Regions from separate parts of the Homo sapiens genome. Here region 2 is linked to region 1. Evidence: chromatin contacts called from ENCODE Hi-C data. All regions are on one chromosome and are shown on one strand. The core of a region is the stretch at or near the end of the contact, and the rest is flanking DNA. Distances in the headings are between cores, read along the strand shown.

Region 1 (2,700 bases), core at 1-2,500:
TTACCCTTTAACTTTCATTTTTAAAATAATATTTTATAAATGCTAATTTTAAAAGTAAGCCTTTTTAGTCTAAGACTATAAGTAATCTTATAGTCCTATTATAGATTTAGAAACAGCTTAGAGAAGTATCAAACACGAAAATTCTGAGTATTAAGTTTATATTCGTCATCAGCTTTGATTTATCTCCCTTTGGGCTTCAGTTTCTTTATACATTCAAGAATATGTAAGTGGATCCCCTTCCCCAGTTCTCAAATTCCCATTTAAATGATCTTACTATTATAAGAAACAAATTCGACAGATTCCTGAAGCATTCTGATTCTGCCCATTACATCAAGCGTCCTGAATAAGAGACAGAAAATCACCACAGCTGCGTTGCAAAGACAATTCTTTCCATTTTAACTCAACTGGAAAGTATCTATTATCTATTAGTGAGCTGCTGCTTCTGGATGTTGTCTCCTTTATTTAATTTTAAAACTAATGATATAAACCCTTTTTAAGTGTCTAAGAAAAACATTAACTTTAACAGCTGCATAACTTTCATCTGTCTTACTGAAGACAAAATGGCAAGCTAACTTGACAACATTACGAGAAAGGCTTTGTGAGTTAAAAAAAGGTTACAATGGTCACATTTTTCTTGGTGTGCGTGTGAGTTGCGGTGTGTGTGTTAGTGTGTGTGTGTATACCAAGATCTTTAATAAAACCCACTTTACTACCCTCTCCCAACCCGATACTGGGAAGGAAAGATGCCTAATTAATATGAGCTCATCGGTAGGTGCTGGAGCAAAGACGCACAGGGTTTTCGGGCTCACAAGCTGAAGACACATAACAAAAAGGTCCCGGCGAGTTCGGGGAGACCGGGCCCGGTCGGAGCAGGTTGCGGCGGTCAGGGATCCACACGTCCACCTCCCACGCCCGCCCCGTGAGCTCCCAAAGCCCGCTAGCCTCAGACCCCGTTACCCTGGAAACTGGTGCCGCCCCAGGGCCTAAGACTACTCCGCAGTTTCTCCCAGCGCGACGCAAAGGGTTACCTCGAGCTCCTGGTTCTCGCACTGATCCAGCAACTTTTTGAAACTAAAGGCGCTTTCCGCCATCACCGCCACTGGCATCTTCGCGGCCGGCCTCGCCGCTGCACCGTCCGGACAGCCAAACCCCAGACTGTCCCTCAGGCGTCGCGCCCGCGATGACGTTTAAAGCCGCCGTTGCCGCCGAGCGCCCCTGCGTACCAGACCGTCAGTTCCGGGGCGCCGTCAGACATCGCTGCGGCCGGGATAGGGCGCCGCCGTTCTGGCCGGCTTTCTCGGTGCCCTGGAGGACCTGGCCGGCTCCGCGGGAAGCTGTACTCAGAGCGCGCGGCCGCCCTCTGGCAGGGAGGAGTTCGTTGCACTTTTGAGGGTTCTTCACGAAGACATCCAATACATAGAAAACAAGTAACAGCAACAGTAACGAATTTTTAAATATTAAAATTGCTGGGGAACACGACGGATCCTGCAGCTGCTCGGCTGTCCCGGTCGTCAGTGACGCTAGGGCTCCGCACCGTACCCTGCATACCGTAGGTGCTCACGAAACGTTCGTGAGTTCCCTGCTCTGAGGAAACAAGCTTAAAAACTCAGAATCTAAGGTGTGAGTCTCCGCAAACCTGCTTGTTGGGCAGCGTCCCCCGCCCGGGCTAGCCCTGCACGCCCCACCCCGGAGCCACGCTTCTCCAGCCGGGACCCCTGCCTCCTTCCAGGCTATTCTCGGAACCGCAGCCAGAGGGAATTTTTTTTTCCTTTCCTGAAACGTAGAGCAGATCTGGTTACTCTTCTGCACAACGCCCTAAAATCTAGGGCCCTTCCCATCCCTCAGAATTTACATCTAATTCTCAGCTCCCCTCCGGCTTGCTGTAGCCATCCTGGCTTTTGTTTAGCACAGCACTTACTGTTAGTGACATTATATTGTATATTATTAACATATTTGTGTTTTACATCCCTCACTAGACCCCCAGGAAAGAGGCTTTGATGTGTTGCCTGCTGCAAGGCTGGCTGCATAATTTGTGGAGCTCAGAGAAAAGTGCGGAGCTTCCTTGTTCAAAAAACAGAAAGAAAGTGCCTCTGAGGTCATAAAATATAAAACTTTCTCTTTCCTCTCAGTTTCTCTCTTTTCATAGTGTTTTTATGTGTTATTTAATATCATTCCAAGAAAAATTTAGATTTAAATTGTTAGCATGAAGTTCACCATCCATCTTTACGTTGTGCAATGCCAGTTTTAAATACTAATATAAGTGCACTGATCTCATATGTGGAATCACAGAAATTATGCAATTTGTACTTCATAGCTTATACATGCATATAGATTTTGTTTTTACCAGAACCACGCTGGTAAAAACAGATGCTGCACAAAGTGAACTTGCCCGTTTTCATCGCACTTTACGTGCACGAATTCTACCTCTACTCTCGACCTGGGACTCACCGATGCGTAAGGAAGGACTGAAAAGCAAAAGAACTATGGACTGGCCTTTTGGCATGATCAGGTGTCTAATATAAAGAAGTGCATGAATAAGAAAATATATGATATGAGTGATGGTTAATACTGACTGTCAACTTGATTGGATTGAAGGATGCAAAGTATTGATCCTGGGTGTGTCTGTGAGGGTGTTGCCAAAGGAGATTAACATTTGAGTCAGTGGGCTGGGAAAGTTCGACCCACTGTTAATCTAGATGG
Region 2 (2,700 bases), core at 74-2,573, 1.2 Mb before region 1:
GCTGCGTGGGAGCCTGAAAGCTCCTTCCTGTCCTGTAAGTCTCAGGCTTCTACCCAGACCCGGGGAAATTGTACTCTTTCTCCTGACACTTTAAATGGAAGTTTAGAGGCTCCACATGCCCCACACAATGCTTACCGAAACAAGGTGATGCAGGGTCCCGCGCTGTCTCCCAGGACAACCTCCTACCCCTGGCTCCTGCGTCTCTACGGCTTGCACCGTTGTAAGGCGTCCCTTTCTCAGGGCCCATCTTACCCGCCTTGGAAGTGCTGCCTTTCTCACGGAGCCTGTGGGGATAGCTCTGGTTAATTTATAGCCCACATCGCCCAATTTAGCATTTGATTAAGTTTCCTTTTTATGAGATAGTCCTTTCTCCCTAGTGATGCGCTTGGGGGCAGGGACAACATCATTTCTTTCTTTTGTACCTCCCCAGAGTAACAATGACTCTATTTCCTGAACCAAAAATTGCAACACGTGGTCTCAAAAATAAGAAAGGTCACTTGGTAGCTGCCGGGACAAGTGTCGACCACAGGCACCTCAGAGGCCCGGGTGGGCGTGCCCCCGGAGCTGCTGCAGGGCGGTGCTGCCACCTTCTCCTGGGCTGCTCCGGGGCCCCGCGATGAATGAGTGAGTGAATGAGTAAATGAATGAATGTGAATGCGTGAATGAAGCATGCCGCGCGGACTTTCCCGCGGCCCTGGCCGCTGGGGGCGCGCCTCTGGCCGGTGGCCGGAGGTGGAGGTCTCCCTCGTCCGGCTTCGGCGCGCCGGGTCTGCCAGGCCGGCCGGAGGTGCGCAGGAGCCCCGCGCCCAGCTCCCCCGCCCGCAATGGTACGCGCCACTCCGCGCTCCCCGAGCTGGCGGGCTTGAGGGCGTAGTGAATGGAAGGCGCCGACGCCGGAAGTGGATGAGACCACTAGGGAGGACGACGGGTAGCACGAACGCGCCGCGTCTCCATTGAGGAACCGACGAGGTGAACATGGAGTTCCATGTGCGTCTTATGTAAAAAGAGCGACGGGCGCGGCCACCAATGGGCGCGCGGCGTTCGTAGGCCCCGCCCCTCATGTATGCAGATGAGACGGAGTCGCGGCCAATGGCGGAGGCCGGGGGCGGGCGCGGCGCGCGCGGTCACGTTTTCCACTATGTGACAGCGGCGACTCGGCCGCGGCGGAGGCGGCGGCGCTGAGGGGATACGTGCAGCTGTGGGCGGCGGCGGCGGGCGCGGGGCCGGGCGGACAGAGCCGCGAGTCGGCGGAGGGACCGGCGGACGGGCTGACGCGGGCGCGGCCGGCGGTAAGTGGCGCGGCGCGGCCCCGCTGCGGCTTACGTAACCGCCGCCGGCGCGCGGGCCTCGGGCAGGTCGGGGTCCCAGCGCCGGCTCGGGCAGCGGAGGCGCCGCCGGAAGTTCCTTGGGCTGCTGGACTCCTCGGCTTGAAACGGCGCCGGCGTGGGGGCGTGTGCCCTTGGCCCTGTCCCAGGTGGAGAGTGGTCGAGCCGCGCGCAGGGTGCGCTCGTTTGAACTGCGGTGACACCGAGGGTTGGGGACTCGAACCCCCGCTTCGCAGCTCAGGAGCCTGAGGTCCGAAAGGTGAGGCAGCGTGTGTAGGGCACCGAGCTACCGAGTGACTGCGCGCGGGCTGCGGTTCCGTGGGCGATTCTCTTTTGGGAACCCTCCCTCCCCTCGCATGGGGAAGGCCAAGGAAACCAAGGGTCAGCGCAGCCGGCCCTGGGATCTGGAGGACCCTCGGGGAGCTGACTGCCTCTTCTGAGGCCACAGGGCTAAGTCCTGGGCTGGGGAAGGGCCATGGAGGGGCGCTGATCTAGGAGCTTTTCCTGGACACCCACGGGTCTCCTGGAATGGGTGATCAGAGGGACAAGGAAGTCCCGGTGCCAAGCCAGGCCTGGGAACCTGAGGGCGGGGAGACCCTCTAATGTTCGCCCCTTTGCCTCCCCTGGACCACCCTGTATTAATTCCCTTTCCCCGGACTGGATAGAAGGGAATGGGGGTGTCCACTCTTTGGTGCAGCAGTCGCGCCTACCTTCTGGGATGTACTTTGGCTGCCAAGTCCCAGACATAGACCAGGGGGTGGGAGGTGGCCTGCTTCCCCCTTCAGGAAGGCCAGGGTAAGGGATGACGAGTTGGTTGCCAGGGTTTCTGTAACCTACACAGAAGGAACCCGTTTGGAAAGCTGATTCATACAGAACAACAGAGCCAGAAGGCACCCTGAAAATCACCCAGAGTAACCCCTCAGCCTGACAGATGAGCAAACTGAGGCCCAGGCCCAGGCTGTCTGCAGGATCTTCCCATCGTCCTGGGGCAGGATGAGCTTCAGAGGTTCAGTGATGGCCTCCACTTGCGTGCTGAATCCTGGGTGGGCTGGAATTTGGGAGGAAGGGCCTTAAGTCCGGGAAATGTGTTAAGAACCCCACACGGTGGCTAAAGCCCCACATGGACGCCTCTCACCTGTATATGGCACAGCAGGACTGCTAGACTTCTTGGCCCACCCTCTACCCCCACCTGGGGCTTCTGGTCCCAGGCTGGGTGTGCCTGAGAAGAAAACAGGACTCTACCTGAAGGCTTTATTTGGAAATTGAGTTTTAAAATACAAGGTGAATTGATTTTTGTGTGCTATATGACTATAATGAAGAAAGGGACTCCGTTTTTTTTGAGTGGAAGCTGTGTGGTGTGCCAGCGCGGGGATGG

The links. Hi-C counts contacts between places; a loop is a spot of excess contacts on that map. Pooled maps may share reads with other maps.
Region 2: a loop to region 1 is called in a map of naive thymus-derived CD4-positive, alpha-beta T cell, with 28 times the contacts of the local background. The contact joins the promoter of PER2 here to the promoter of COPS8-DT in region 1. A Hi-C loop is called at or near these places in 3 of 168 maps with a recorded cell type or tissue (CD4-positive, alpha-beta memory T cell and naive thymus-derived CD4-positive, alpha-beta T cell), 2 of 37 single-sample maps with no recorded cell type and 8 of 50 pooled maps.

Annotation. Positions count from the first base shown.
Region 1 is chr2:237,084,371-237,087,070 of GRCh38, reverse strand. It overlaps COPS8-DT (COPS8 divergent transcript), which reads left to right and starts at 1,250. Exons shown (of 3, transcript NR_187934.1): 1 at 1,250-2,700. It overlaps COPS8 (COP9 signalosome subunit 8), which reads right to left and starts at 1,182. Exons shown (of 8, transcript NM_006710.5): 1 at 1,029-1,182. The coding sequence starts at 1,106. RefSeq lists enhancers at 347-1,241, 1,052-1,601, 1,242-2,136.
Region 2 is chr2:238,287,233-238,289,932 of GRCh38, reverse strand. It overlaps PER2 (period circadian regulator 2), which reads left to right and starts at 1,323. Exons shown (of 23, transcript NM_022817.3): 1 at 1,323-1,584. LOC112268433 (a long non-coding RNA gene) reads right to left here and starts at 2,064. Exons shown (of 3, transcript XR_002959458.2): 1 at 2,036-2,064. RefSeq lists silencers at 576-845, 1,186-1,335 and enhancers at 884-1,778, 1,863-2,385.